Linked DNA regions of Homo sapiens: region 2 is linked to region 1. A link is an interaction called in ENCODE POLR2A ChIA-PET data of the cell type or tissue named here. Cell type or tissue: GM12878. All regions are shown on one strand.

Region 1 (8,000 bases):
GCCTAGGCAACATGGCAAAACACCGTCTCTACTAAAAACACAAAAATTAGCTGGGTGTGGTGGCATGTGCCTGTAATCCTAGCTACTTAGGAGGCTGAAGTGGGAGGATCACCTGAACCAGGGGAGACTGAGGCTGCACTAAGCTGTGATCACTCCACTGCACTCCAGCCTGGGTGACAGAGTGAGACCCTGTCTCAAAAAAAACAAACAACAAAACAAGACAAAAACAACAACAAAAAAGTGGCATCTCTACATGGACTGATATGATAAGGAACAATCCCCAAGATATTTTGGTAGGTGCAATAAAGGATGTAGGGTATGTTACTTTTTATGTAAGAAAGAGGGAGTAAGCCAGGTGTGGCAACTCTTACCTGTAATCCCAGCTGCTCAGGACGATGAAGTGGGAGGATCACTTGAGGCCAAGAGTTCAAGAGCAGCCTGGGTTAATGTAGCAAGGGTCCCTCTTAAAAAAATTTTTTTTAAATAAAAATAAAAATCTGGAATTAAAAAAAAAGAGGGGGTATAGAATATCTGCTGGTACCTGCATATGTTGTCTCTGACAAAGATGCTCAAGAAACTGGTACATGGTTTTGCCATGTTGCCATGCCCTGGGGAAGGTTCTGGGTGATGACCGAGGGTGAACTGTGGAGACAGTGGGGATGGAGAGCTGCCTGCTACACTTCCTGCTTTGTGGGCAGCTATAAAGTGGGGGGTCGGGGGGCAGGATCAAGGCCAAGGCTGATCTCTGGGTAGGTTGAGTGGTTTTGTTTCCCAACATGAAGCTTTGCCCCCCTAGACGTCTTCGTGCCCTGGGGGATGGAGTGGAAAGGAGACTGGCTTTTCACTGAAATGTTTCATTTAAGTATTTTTTGCATGTATTACTACATGCATGTATTACTGTTTGTAAAATATTATGTTTAAAACTAATTTCTGAGTGGGGAGCTGAGAAGCCTGATTTCTAAGAGCCTGCTGTGGCACTCAGGATGACTCCCCGTGTGACTTCAGGAAGGCAGGTGTCCCTTCTGAGCCTCAAGGTCCCCTCTATCAAGAAGCATAAGACGAGTACTAAGACTCCTTACAACTCTGATGCCATACCAGCTCCAGAACCTTCTCCCTGGAAGAGCCACTTAGATATGGAATGGCTGCTGGGGAGGTAGGGACTCCCTGTCCTTGGGCTCATGGGAGCAGGGCTGAGGGTAAACTGCCTTGCATGACTTCTAAAATCCCTCCCAGCTCGGCAGTGTGCTGTTCCTTCTTCATTCTCCCATTCCCAGTGCCCTGCCTGGAAACTCTTAGTTCATATTTCCTCTCTAGGTTACCCCTGGCAATGGTCTCGTCTGTCTGGGTTGGAGGTCAGTCCTGTGGTGTGGGGACAGATGACACAGCACTGGGCGCCCACGTGGGGCGGGGACATCTAGGGGAACAAAGCGTCATGTTGGGAAACAAAACCGCTCACCCCACCCAGAGATTAGCCTTGGCCTCCGTCCCGCCCCCTGCACTTTATAGCTGTCCACAAAGCAGGAAGTATAGCAGGCAACTCTCAGTTCCCATTGTCTCTGCAGTTCACCATCGGTCATTACCCAGAACCTTCTGTGACTCCCTACTGCCCACCAAACCAGGTAGACACTCTTCAGGGGACATTCAAGCTCCTGTACTTTCTGGCCTCAATTTGTCCCTTCTAGCTCTTCACTCTGTCCATTATTGTCCCTTATCAAAGTAATTTTCAACAATACACATTCGATCACATCCCTTCCCTGCTCTAAACGCTTCTGTAGCTCCTATGTCCTGTGTAATAAAGTCCAAGCTCCTTAGGAACTAGCATTTGCCTCCCTGCTTAGCTCTATCTTCAACTATGTCTCTCAAAATTAGGCTAAACCTAATGCTTTTCAAGCACACTGTACTATTTCATATCATTGTGTATTAGCACATACTATTCCCTTGGTTTCCTCCATATATAAAGAGTTATTCCAAATCAATCAAAAACAAAAAAAATGAACAACTCAAAATAAAAATGTCCAATCAATTTGACCAGGTAGTTCAGTGAAAAAGAAATACAAATGGCCTGTAAACATTCAAAAAGATGTACGACCTTACACAGAAACACAAATCAAATGATAATCTCATTTTCATCCATCAAATGGGCAAAAATTCATAGAAAGCTCATGTCTCTTTGTATATTAGCTGAAGTCCAAACCCATCCTTTAAATCCAGCTCTAAAAATGTCACCTCCTCTAGACGTCATCTTCTTGGCTCCCACAGTGTCCTGTACATCTTGAGACAGTGGGGCCAGGTACAGAGCAGAAATTCTATAGATGTTAGCTATTATTAATAAAAATAACAGCTACCATGCTGTTCTGTGGTCATCAGCTAATGGTTCTGTCCACCTGCCCAGAAGGTCCCTGAAAGCAGGAATAGAGTCTGCTTCATCACTGCTTTACTAGGACGAGCACAGGGCCTGCTACAGAGCCATGCCCTGTAAGCAGACAGGTGAGGTATATGCAGCAGAGGGAAGGCTGAAGCCAGGAGCCAGCCCTCAAGGGCTGCCCTGCTGGGGAGAGTAGGCACTGTGGAGGGGAGGGCTGAAGGAGGGCCAGTTGGTGGGCACAGCCCCAGGCTTGCAATAAACACAACTTCCATGAACTGGTACCCACTTTGTGTCAGAGAGCACTGTGCCAGATACTTTATCCAAACTATCTCTATTCCTGCAGATTCTTTGAGATGGGTGGTGTGCCCTCCATTTTACAGGTGAGAAAACAGAGGCTCAGGAATGGGGAGTGACTTACCCAAGTGAGTCTTTTTTTTTTTTTTTTTTTTGAGACAGAGGCGTGTGCTGTCACTCAGGCTGGAGTACAGTGGCTCGACTTTGGCTCCCTGCAACCTCTACCTCCTGGGTTCAAGCAATTCTCCTGCCTCAGGCCTCCCAAGTAGCTGGGATTACAGGTGCTTGCCACAATGCCCAGCTTTTTTTTTAAATTTTTTTATTTTTAGTAGAGATGGGGTTTCACCATGTTGGCCAGGCTGGTCTCGAACTCCTGGCCTCAAGTGATCCGCCCACCTCAGTCTCCCAAAGTGTTGGGATTACAGGCATGAGCCACCATGCCCGATCCTAAGTGAGTTCTTATCATTACCCCACACTGCCTGTGCTGGCTTGTGGGCACTTGATAGATGCATGAGGTTGGACATTTCATGTTCCCTATCTGGAACTCTGCTCTCCCGTCTGAGAAATGGCTCTATATTAGGGGTTTCTCAAACTTAAGAACTGATGGGCCTCTAAGAATACAGTTCCCAAGCTCCATCAGGCCCCACCTTTTAGAAACACTGCATCCAGTGGTAAACGCTGCTACACTGGAAGGTCCTGTGATGACCACATGTTCATAAAGAAAAGGCAGCCACGAACATCAGGGAGCAGAGCTCAGTTGGTAGAGGGTCGTCCAGATGACCTGCAGCATGCTTTTGTTAAAATGGGGGAGGAGTTTTCGTCTTCACGAAAATGATGTTTAAAAATGTATTGTCTTGGCCTTAGCTGGAGTGGTCAAAAATAATAATAAATATTGTCAAATGATTTTTTACAAGGTGCCAAGACAATTCATTGGAAACAATCATTTCTTTAACAAGTAGTGCTGGCCGAGCGCGATGGCTCACGCCTGTAATCCCAGCACTTTGGGAGGCTGAGGCGGGCGGATCACCTGAGGTCAGGAGTTCCAGACCAGTCTGGCCAACAAGGTGAAAACCCATCTCTACTAAAAATACAAAAATCAGCCAGGCGTGGTGGTGTGCACCTGTAATCTCAGCTACTCCAGAGGCTGAGGCAGGAGAATCACTTGAACCCGGAGGCAGGGTGGGGGGTGGCAGAGGTTGCAGTGAGCTGAGATCTAGGCACTGTGCTCTAGCCTGGGTGACAGAACAAGACTCCATCTGGAAACAAACAAACAAACAACAACAACAAAAAACAAGTAGTGCTGAGACAACTGGCTATTTATACACAAAAGGATACATTTGGGCCCATGCTTCCCACCATACACAAAAATTAACTCAAATTAATCAAAGACCTAAATGAAAGAGTTAAAACTATAAAAATCTTAGACAAAAACATAAGAAGAAATCTTTGTGACCTTGGGTTATACAATGATTTCTTAGATACAACACCAAAAGCATAAGCAAGAGAATTACAAATTCATAAATTGGACTTCATGAAAATTAAAAACTTTTGCACTTCAAAAGACACCATCAAGAAAGTAAAAAGATAAGGCCCTGCATAGGCTCATGCCTGTAATCTCAGCACTTTGGGAGGCAGAGGCAGAAGGATTGCCTGAGCCCAGGAGTTCGAGACTGTAGGGAGCCATGATCATGCCATTGTATTCCAGCCTGGGTGAGTGAGTGAGACCTGATCTCCAAAAAAAAAAAAAAAAAGGAACTGAGAAACTGAGAAAATTATATAACTGATACTGGAACCTGTATGTAGAGTATGCAAATAACTCATGACTCAATAACAAGGAGACAATACAATTTTTAAATGGGCAAAAGGTTTGAATACACATTTCATCAAAGGAGACATATGAATGGCCAATAAGCACATGAAAAGATGTTCCACATCAAAGAAATGCAAATCAAAACCACAATGAGATATGACTTCCCACCCACTAGGACAGCTAGAAGCAAAAAGCCAGACAATAACAAATGTGGGACAGGATGTGGAGAAATGGAAACCCTCACACACCACTGGTGGGAACAAAAAGATGCAGCCACTTTGGAAAACAGTTTGGCCATTTCTAAAAAGTTAAACAGAGAGTTACTATGTGACCCAGCAATTCCACTTCTAGGTATCTACTAAAGAGAAATGAAAACATATGTCCACATCAAATCTTGTATGCAAATATCCATAGTAGTAGTATTTACAATAGCCAAAAAGTGGAAATGACCCACATGTCCATCAACCGGGGAATGGATAAACTAACTACAGTGTATCCATACAATGGAATGTTATTATTCAGCAGTAAAAAGGAATGAAAGACCAGGCGCAGTGGCTCATGCCCAACATTTTGGGAGGCTGAGGCGGGAGTGTCACATGAGGCCAGGAGTTCAAGAACAGCCTGGGCAACAAAGTGAGACCCCTGTCTCTACCAAAAAAAAAAAAAAAAAAAAAAAGGAATGAAGTACTGATACATTCTATTCTATAACATGGATGAACCTTGAAAAACTTCACGCTAAGTGAATAAAGCTAGACACAAAAGGACACGTGTTGTATGATTCCAAAAGGATATGAAATGCTCAGAAAGACATATCTACAGAGACAAAAAGTGGTTGTTGAGGACTTGGGATGGCACAAGGGACTGAGGGAAAATGGGTATGTGGTTTATTTTCAGGGCCATGGAAACGATTAAAAATAAAATTGTGATGGTTACAGGATTCTGTAAATATAGTAATAATAACCGAATTGTACACTTAAAATGAGTGAATTTCATAGAGTAAAGTATCCCTCAATAAAGCTTTAAGAAAACACGTGATGACTAAATGAAACATAAGATCCTAGGTTGGGAGGAAAGCTTGGTAAAAAGGACATTACTGGGACAACAGGCGAAATGTGACTTTTAAGTTAGTTGTATTTTAGATCCTAGTATCATGTCCATGTTAAACTTCCTGAATTTGACTAATGGACCATGGTTATGTAAGAGAATGTCCTTGTTCTTAGTAATTATGTACTGGAGCAGTATTTAGGGGTGAAAGTTACATATGGCATGTTTGCAGTGACATCTCAAATGCTTCTAAGGGAAAAATCGGTTTTTAAGAGAAAGCAAAATTTGGTGGAATGTTATTAGTGATGAGTCTGGGTGAATGGTACACGGGAGAATTTTGTTTTGTATTATTGTTGTAACTCTTCTTTAAGATTGAAATCACTTCAAAATAACTTACAACTCTTAAAGAATCCACACATTTAAAAAATTATTGTTGGGACCTTGAATAAATCTATAGACCCTGAATGGAGAAAAAGCCCTGAGCTAGTTGTGAACAGAGTTCCTAGAGAGGGTGCCCCTGCTCATCATGTCTGTTGCACCCCAAAGAGAAGACAAAGACACAGCCAGAGGGTAGGGTGAGAGCATGTGTCTGTATATGCCATAGCTTGCATTCATTCAGTCATTTACCCAACAAATATTTCCTGGGTGCCATCATGTGCAAGGGTAATCAGCTGTGAAGCAGAGATGATCAAATCCCTGCCCTCAGGTGTTGAGATGCAGCTGGGGGCCGGGGGAGCGCTCTGCAGGAGGGGGAAGCCGATGTGGAAACCCCTCAGCTACACCCAGGCCCCAGCCTCCCACCAGATCTGGAGCCTTGGAGGGCAGGGATTTGTGTCTGAATCACCTCTGTGCACTCTCCCCGCCTCCCTCCTCCCTCTCCTTGGATTATAAGGAAGTCAAACTGTCTCCACACAGCAAAGAGCTTTTGACCGCTGGGGCCCACAGGCTTCGAAAGGCCCAGAGCAGGGACAGGGCATCTATGCAGGGCCACTTTCCACCAGCAAAGCTCAGAACGGAATCAGCAAGAGTAGGTGGGAGGGAGGGTGGCTGGGGGCTGTCCAGGTGAGGGGCTGCAGGGATGGAGGGAAGCATTATCAAGGGGGGAGGCTAATTCACCTCCCACCAAAAACCCAGCATCGGGCCAGCCACAGTGCTGGCCACGCAAATATCCACGAGGTAGCCTCCACCTCCACCAGTAAGCCCTTGACTCCTGGGAGCTGCTCAGGGACTCCAGCTCCTGGAGGTTACACGGATTCCCAAGCTGGGAACCCCTGAATTATTTTAGGGGATCTCTCATCCCGTATGTGCAGCCAACACTGCTGGTAGACCAAACAAATACTATGTTTCACACGTGAACATCTTTCAAACCAAAATAGAAGCTGCTTTGATAAATAAAATTCACAGACTCCAAAGTTATCTAAAAATTGGTTCTTAACAGCTTCCTGTCATCCTGTAGTTTTTCAATCTTGGATATTAACCCTTGTGTGTGGGGTTAATATGGCATGGGGGCAGGGGGTGTCTCATAATTTCTGATGATAAACAGGTCTCTTCCCTTTACTTGAAAAGCCCGGGAGTGCAAATGGAGTTCCCATACTTCACGGTGTGGGGGAAGGATCAGAGGATGAGGCCTGTACTGCTGGACCTCGGGTGGAGACCGCAGCCCAGGGCTCCCTGCTCTGCAGGGCTCTGGAAGATGAGGGGATCTGGGGGCCCAGAGCCAGGCACCCCAGTGTTACTGGCCTGCCTGCCCCCAGCAGACCAGCAGTCCTCCAAGGCAGCAGCTGGGCCAAGGCTGAGTCTCTCAGGAGTCCTGGGCAGTCAGCACGTAGCTGGGTGACCACGGAGGCAGGCAGGCAGGAGGCGCCTGGACAAGGGGGCTGACATTCACAGCAGGCTGGGCTGGCTGAGGGCTTTGAGCCCAGCTCTCCACCTGCTAGCTGTGTGGCCACTGAGCACTCAGGATGTGGCTGGGGTGATGGAGACTGAGTTTTTCATTTTGTGAATTTTAATCAGTGAACATTTAAATAGCCACCTATAGCTGGTGGCTACTGCTCTGGGCAGCCTGGCTCTGGAGGCTTCGTAGGGACGGGGAATGGAAATGGCCCTGAAGGTGAGCCAGCCAGCTTAGCTCCCCCTCCCTTCTCAGCAAGGATTTGAGGGTCCCCCTTGCAGAGCAAAGGCTGCAGTGTCTGGACAAGCCTCAGCTCCCTCCCTGGTCCGGTCCAGGCATCTGCACACATCACAGCACACAGAGTGCCACTGCCCAGAGCAGTGCACACAAAACCAGGTACTCTGTCTGATATGAGCAACTTAAGGGCTCTTCAAGGGGAATTTTATGATAGTAACTTTTTGACTTTGTATATAATGACTTTAGAGCTTACTCCCCTCACCCCAACCTGTGTGAAATAACAGCCCAGCAAAATCCTAATGATACATATCTTGTGATTGCCAAATATGACCACAAATTCCTCCCATCCTGGTACCCAG
Region 2 (8,000 bases), 430 kb after region 1:
AAAAGGATGCAGCTACAATAAAAAACAGTATATTTCCTCAAAACATTAAATGTAGAATTACCATATGATTCAGCAATCCCACTTCTGGGTATACGCAACACAACTGAAAGCCCTATAACCGTATACCCATGTTCATAACAGCATTATTCACAATAGCCAAAAAGTGAAAGCCATGCAATTCATCCATTGATGGATAAATAAACAAAATGTGACCTATCCATTCAATGGAATAATATTTAGTCTTAAAAAGGAAGACCGGGTGCAGTGGCTCACACCTGTAATCCCAGCATTTTGGGAGGCCGAAGCGGGCAGATCACCTGAGGTCAGAAGTTCAAGACCATCCTGACAACATGGTGAAACCTTGTCTCTACTAAAAATACAAAAATTAGCCAGCTGTGGTGGCAGGCACCTGTAGTCCCAGCTACTCCGGAAGCTGAGGCAAGAGATCGCTTGAACCCAGGAGGTGGAGGTTGTAGTGAGCCGAGTTCGTACCACTGAACTCCAGGCTGTGCGACAGAGCAAGACTCCGTCTTTAAATAAATAAATAAATAAATAAATAAATGATACAGTTAATATAAAAAAAGTTATTAACAGTAAAGGATTCTTCTAATAAAAATAATCACTTATTCTGATTGAGACCAGAATATTCTACTCATTTCATTCTTCTGAGTGTAGTCCTTTCATCCCGAATGAGTATGTATACAAGAGTGTATGTGACACATAAATAAAAATTCATGCCCAGACAACAAAAGACATGTTAGGAAACTTTCATTTCACCCACAGCCTCGCCAACACAATGATCAAATAGGAATTTAGGTTTTCCATAATTTTCCATTATATTCACCCAGGAGGAAGCAACAATTTTTCTTTTGTTGATCTTGCAGCTTTCAGATTGTTTGCCCTGCACCTGAGACTTCTTCTTAGTGGGCAGGTGTCTTCCTGTCTTGTCAGAGGGAGGGTGACTTCCTGTAAGATGCCCCAGTCTTCCTCTCAGCTCGAGGAGCAGGCTTACTTCAAGTAGGCTTACTTAAGTAGGCTTAAGTTAATCATTTGAGTGATTAGCCAGGGAAATTCAGCTAAATGGTTGACAATATCTCAATGCTTACACATTAGACTGTGTTAAACTGTAATGTGTTTTTTTTTGTTTTTTCTTTTTTGAGACAGAGTCTCACTGTGTCACCCAGGCTGGAGTGCAGTGGTGCCATTTTGGCTCACTGCAACCTCTGCCTCCTGGGTTCAAGCGATTCTCCAGCCTCAGCCTCCTGAGTAGCTGGGACTACAGGCATCTGCCACATGCCCAGCTAATTTTTTGTATTTTAGTAGAGACAGGGTTTCACCATGTTGGTTAGGCTAGTCTCGAACTCTGATCCACCTGCTTCAGCCACCCAAAGTCCTGAGATTACAGGCGTGAGCCACCGCACCTGGTCTGTAATATCTTTTAAGTCATAACCTGTCTTGGCTGAGTAATTTAGGTTTGGGGGTTTTGCATTCTTTAGAAATTGTATGAGCTTAACTTTTTTTTTTTTTTTTTTGAGACAGGATCTCACTCTGTCACCCAGACTGGAGTGTAGTGGTGAAATCTCAGCTCACTGCAACCTCCACCTCCCGGGTTGAAGCAATTCTCCTGCCTCAGCCTCCTGAGTAACTGGGATTACAGGCATGCGCCACCACGTCTGGCTAATTTTTGTATTTTAGCAGAGACGGGGTTTCACCATGTTGGCCAGGCTGGTCTCAAACTCCTCACCTCAGGGATCCATCCACCTCGGCCTCCCAAAGTGCTGGGATTACAGGCATGAGCCACGGCACCCAGCCGTGAGCTTAAATTTTAATTAGTTGGGGAGAGGAGAGAAACCTTTTCTTGCCATTTTTACACTGTGGGCCCTGAGTACTTCTCTGTGTATTGAGAAAGGGAGAAATAAGAATGAAAAGATGGGTAGACATACATACAGACAATTCCCAGAAGAGGACATTCGGATGGTCAACACACATGTGAAAACCTGCTCATCCTTCTCAGTAACCAGGGAAATGCAAATTAAAACAGCAACAAGCTGTCTTTTCTCACTCATCAGATTGGCAAAACTTTTCTTTCAAGTCTTACAACATCAAGTCTGGGCAAAGATGGAGGAAAATGAACTCTCTCATGTCGCTGGTAGAAGCATAAATTAGTCCAGCCAATTTGTTTGTGTGTGTGTGGTTTTTTTTTGTTGTTGTTGTTTTGTTTTGGAAACAGAGTTTCACTCTTGTCACCCAGGCTGGACTGCAATGGCAGGATCTCGGCTCCCTGCAACCTCTGCCTCCTGGGTTCAAGTGATTCTCCTGTCTCAGCCTCTGGAGTAGCTAGGATTACAGGCACCTGCCATTACGGCCGGCTAATTTTTGTATTTTTAGCAGAGATAGTGTTTTACCATGTTGGCCTGGCTGGTCTTGAACTCCTGACCTCAGGTGATCCACCCATCTCAGCCTCCCAAAATGCTGGGATTACAGGCAAGAGCCACCACACCCGGCTGAGTCCAGCCAATCTGGACAGCCTTTTGCTACATACGTCTGCAAGCCTTGACTGAAAATCTTTGAGAGCAGATGTTTGTTGGGACTCAGCAACCGATACCCCAAAATATGGAGCTTTGAAGTACTCAGCTGAAGAAGCAGCCTCAAGGTCTCGCTGACCTTTCTCCCACTCCTGTCTGTCCCAAAGCACAGCATGAAGTTGTTCTCTGAAGTTCCCTTATCTGTCTAAAGTCTGGACCTGCCAAAGAAGAAAACAATTATCTCCAGTCCCTTGCCATTTTTTCATTAACTGAACCCATATTGCAGGAAGAAAAACCAAAGTCTGTCAACATGTTACAGGAAAGGGGTCCCGATCCAGACCCCAAGATAGGGTTACTGGATCTCACACAAGAAAGAATTCAGGGCAAATCCATAAAGTGAAAGCAAGTTTATTAGGAAAGTAAAGAAATAAAAGAATGGCTACTCCATGGACAGAGCAGCCCTGAGGGCTGCTGGTTGCCCATTTTTATGATTATTTCTTGATGACAGGCTAAACAATGGGTGGATTACTCATGTCTCCCCTTCTTAGACCATATAGGGTAAATTCCTGACATTGCCATGGCATTTGTAAACTGTCATGGTGCTGATGGGAGTGTAGCAGTGAGGATGACCAGAGGTCACTCTCATCACCATCTTGGTTTGGGTGGATTTTAGCCGGTTTCTTTACTGCAAACTGTTTCATCAGCAAGGTCTTTATGACCTGTGTCTTGTGCCGACCTCCTATCTCATCCTGTGATTTAGAATGCCTTAACTATCTGGGAATGCAACCCAGTAAGTCTCAGCCTCATTTTACCCAGGTCATATTCAAGAAGGAGTTGCTCTGGTTCACATGCCTCTGACAAACACACCTGTTATGGAAAGGAGTCTGGATCCAGACCCCAAGAGAGGGTTCTTGGATTTCATGCAAGAAAAGAACTTGGGGCAAGTCCATAAAGTGAAAGCAAGTTTATTAAGAAAGTAAAGGAGGCCAGGAGTGGTGGCTCACACCTGTAATCCCAGCATTTTGGAAGCCCGAGGTGGGTGGATCACGAGGTCAGGAGTTCAAGACCAGCCTGACCAACATGGTGAAACTCTGTCTCTGCTAAAAATACAAAAATTAGCCAGGCATGGTGGTGCATGCCTGTAATCCCAGTTACTCAGGAGGCTGAGGCTGGAGAATCACTTGAACCTGGGAGGTGGAGGTTGCAGTGAGCTAAGACGACACCACTACACTCCAGCCTGGGCAACAGAGTGAGATTTCGTCTCAAAAAAAAAAAAAAAAAAAAAAGAAAGTAAGGGAATAAAGAACAGCTATTCCATAGGCAGAGCAGCCCAGAGGGCTATGGTTGCCCTTTTTTTTTTTTTCAAGACGGAGTCTTGCTGTGTCACCCAGGCTGGAGTGCAGTGGTGTGATCTTGGCTCACTTCAAACTCCGCCTCCCGGGTTCCAGCAATTCTTCTGCCTCAGGCTGCCGAGTAGCTAGGATTACAGGCACCTGCCACCGCATCTGGCTAATTTTTGTATTTTTAGTAGAGACGGGGTTTCACCATGTTGGCCAGGCTGGTCGCCAACTCCTGACCTCGTGATCCACCCACCTTGGCCTCCCAAAGTGCTGGGATTATAGTTTTCTGGGAAAGGGATGGGCAATTCCCAGAACTGAGGATTCCTCCCCTTTTTAGACCATATAGGGTAACTTCCTGATGTGCCATGGCATCTGTAAACTGTCATGGTGCTTGTGGGAGTGTAGCAGGGTGTGGTGGCACTGTAATCCCAGCTACTCAGGAGGCTGAAGCAGGAGAATCGCTTGAACCTGGGAGGCAGAGGTTGCAGTGAGCCGAGATTGCACCACTGCATTCCGGCCTGGGGGACACAGCAAGACTCTCTCCCAAAAAAAAAAAAAAAAAAAAAAAAAAAATATATATATATATATATATATATATATGTGTGTGTGTGTATGTATATATATATATGTATGTGTATATATATGTATGTGTATATATATATGTATGTGTGTATATATATATGTATGTGTATATATATATACTCCTGTGAACAAAATTTGGAGCATATTTGTTCCTCTCTACTTGATTTCTTCAGAATTTGGGAACTATTTGTGAATATACTCAATTTATGGCAGTATAGTTAATTACACAAGTGCAATAAGAATTTGCTTTCTTTTGTAACAGGACACAATTGGAAAAATTGGTTATTTTACCAAGGCTTTGAATGGAATGGTATACTTCCTTTAAAGAATCAAAGTTGACTTATAGAGCCAGTTAAAGCCCATTAGGGAATGTGGCCTCATACCTTGTCCACGCAGAGTCCCTGTACAAAGTTCCTGACCTGTGGTAAATAAACAATGTCACTTTCTAACAGACCCAGGAATCCCAAGTTATCTTGGGACCTCAAGAGGAGAGGAGTTTGCCCAACTCATAGGTATTTGAGGGTAAAAACCCATGGCTGGGCTCAGCTTTTAAAAGTCTTATTTGAGATTCTTCATGGAACAGAGTTCTATCAAAGCCAATTAAAATATCCTAAGTGAAAAATAATTATTCTTGCTGTACTTTATGCAAATAATCAGGCCAAGTACAGTAAGACTAAAGTTTATTTTGTAAACAAATCAGTTCTATCATGATTTGTTTTTAATAAAAATGGGGACTGGAGAGAGAAAAATTATGCTTCGAAAGAAAACTAGGTCAGGCACAGTGGCTCACGCCTGTAATCCCAGCACTCTGGGAGGGTGAGGCAGGCAGATCATCTGAGGTCAGGAGTTTGAGACCAGCCCAGCCAACATGGCCAAACCCCATCTCTACTAAAAATACAAAAATTAGCCAGGCGTAGTGGCATGCACCTGTAATCCCAGCTACTTGGGAGGCTGAGGCAAGAAAATTGCTTGAATCTGGATGTGGAGTTTGCAGTGAGCCAAGATCATGCCACTGCACTCCAGCCTGGGCAACAGAGTGAGACTCTGTCTCAAAACAAACAAACAAACAAACAAACAAACAAAAAAGAAAAACTGTAGTATACTGTTGTTAGCTGTTCTTGAGGTTTTTTTCCGCAGTTTAGACTAAATTCTAAATTCCTTGTGGGTTAGAAGTCCCCAAACTAATGCTTTCAAATCTTTGCTTTTAAAATTGGGAATTGTACTCCTTATCCTAGGACTCACTATTTTACCTTATAGTAGGCTGTTCACTTAAACACTGTAGTAAAACTATAGCTGAGAGTACTAATGTTTTTGCCACGCGAGCCTCAGAAGCCCAGCCAGGCCTGCATGAGTACGCTCAAGACAGTTGCAAAACAGTTCCATTCTTCTCACCTTGGGGTTCCATTCTTCTCACCTTGGGGTTCACTCCCATTCCCACTACATCCCGTCAGCAGGAAGAAGCCAGAGCCATCGACGGTCTTTTCCCATCTTCATAGCCTACACCTTAAGATTAAGGTGCTATAAAACCCAAAGGGAGGGATTGAAACTGCCTTTGCAAAATTATGACTGAGACAGTGAAAGAATTGACTCCATCTTGCTTCTAATTTCCAAGCTGTCCTTGTTCATTCCTGGGCGTAGGCTGAAGTAACTTTGGGAGAAACTTAGTTTATAGTTTAAACAAAGACAGTAACAGCCCTTTCCCAAAGCAGACCTCCTTGCTTGGGGACTAGATTGCCTTTGTAGGACTAACATTAGCCACAAGATTAGAAATTACGGTTTAGGAGTCATGCAGCTGGAGGCTACAAGATTCTGACCCTTCCTAAACTGCTCCTAAGGTCAGTGCTTGATATGTTTTGCAGACCCTGCACTTAATGGATCAGCTGTCCCCACCCAGATCAATAAACTGGCTCATCTGATCTTCTGGCCCCCACCCAGGAACAGACTGAGCGCAAGAAGACAGCTCGGACTCCCTATGATTTGATTTCTGACCAATCAGCACTCCTGGCTCACTGGCTTCTCCCCACCCACCAAGTTCTCCTTAAAAACTCTGCTCCCCAAATGCTCAGGGAGACTGATTTGAGTAATAATAGAACGCCGGTCCCGCACAGCCAGCTTTGCGTGAATTACCCTTTCTCAATTGCAATTCCCCTGTCTTGATAAATCGGCTCTGTCTAGCCTAGGCAGCAGGCAAGATGAACCCCTTGGGCCATTACATTTATGACCTGTATCTTGTGCTGACCTGCTATCTCATCCTGTGACAGAGAATGCCTAACCATCTGGGAATGCAGCCTAGTGGGTCTCAGCCTCATTTTAACCAGCCCCTATTCAAGATGGAGTTGCTCTGTTTCAAACACCTCTGACACAGCTAGACAGACTCTTGTCACAAACCATTGTCTGCACTGCAGGCCCAACAGACTTTGTCCCAGGCCTCTGTATACTCTTCAAGCCCACTGAATTCCCCTTAAAAATCATATACTAACCCCCTAACCTTATCCACACTTTGCCATCTCCCTTTCCCCTAAGAAGAAGGGTATATAAGCATCTGTACCCCATGGTGCAGTGGAGCAATCAGTCTGTGATTTCCCCCCATGCATGTTAATAAACGTGCATGCCATTTCTCCTACGAGTCTGCCTTTTATCAGTTTATTTTTCAGCAAAACTTCAGAGGATGAAAGGGAAGTTTTCCCTTAGCTCCTACATGTGTTTCAGATTTTTTTTTTGAGCTTGATAGGTAAAAGGTGCCTGTGCTATTTTTACATTACCACTCCTAGTGGGTTCAGGAGCAGCATCTTATTGTCAATACATTGATTTTTCTGCAATGAGACATGAATATTCACACTAATGGGATAGAGACTTTAAATAGCCTCAGCTCATTTTAGGTCAGTTTTCACTGCCAGAGGACTTGGTTGCAACCTAATGGGAAAAGCGGGTTTAGAGTTTTTTTGGCTTTTTGAATTATGGAGAGAGATCTTGGATCTGTACATAGTAAACTTGAACATGAGCATATTCTATGACCTAGAAATACACCTAAATTCATTTCTTAGAATAATGGGATTTGAACTTTTCTATGCACAATCCAGAGTAAGAAATACAATTCATGTGTAATCCAATTCACACATGTATTTATGTAACTTGCAACAAAAGTTGCAAGAAACGCTACCCTTCCTACACGTGATCACTCTGTCTTTTATATTTCATGTTTTGAGTGTTTACCATACGCCAGGCACAGTTCTAAGCATTTTTTCTATATTTCATTTTTTTAAAGTTGTTGGGTTACAACTCGGCAATAAAAATACCAATAACCCAATTAAAAAATAGGCAAAGAGGCCGGGCGCAGTGGCTCACACCTGTAGTCCCAGCACTTTGGGAGGCCAAGGCGGGCGGATCACCTGAGGTCGGGAGTTCGAGACCAGCCTGACCAACATGGAGAAACCCTGTCTCTACTAAAAATACAAAATTAGCCGGGCATGGTGGCGCATGCCTGTAATCCCAGCTACTTGGGAGGCTGAGGCAGGAGAATTGCTTCAACCTGGGAAGGAGAGGTTGCAGTGAG

The links. ChIA-PET counts read pairs that join two places held together with the same protein. Peaks named below come from ENCODE experiments on the same cell type or tissue, not always from the same donor. Only the 100,000 strongest peaks of a DNase experiment are listed, where the experiment ranks them.
Region 2: POLR2A ChIA-PET joins it to region 1 with 7 read pairs; 4 of 35 experiments call an interaction of 5 or more read pairs at or near these places.

Annotation. Positions count from the first base shown.
Region 1 is chr3:12,998,155-13,006,154 of GRCh38, forward strand. The region is part of intron 1 of IQSEC1 (IQ motif and Sec7 domain ArfGEF 1); the gene reads right to left. Among named protein-coding and RNA genes, the nearest start is that of IQSEC1, 71 kb to the right of the region's middle. RefSeq lists a silencer at 3,075-3,369. In GM12878, no CTCF peak of the experiment used is centred here; DNase peaks (open chromatin) are centred at 1,464 and 4,587; H3K4me3 peaks cover 387 bases; H3K27ac peaks cover 4,864 bases.
Region 2 is chr3:13,427,425-13,435,424 of GRCh38, forward strand. No RefSeq gene overlaps it. Among named protein-coding and RNA genes, the nearest start is that of NUP210, 11 kb to the left of the region's middle. In GM12878, no CTCF peak of the experiment used is centred here; no DNase peak of the experiment used is centred here.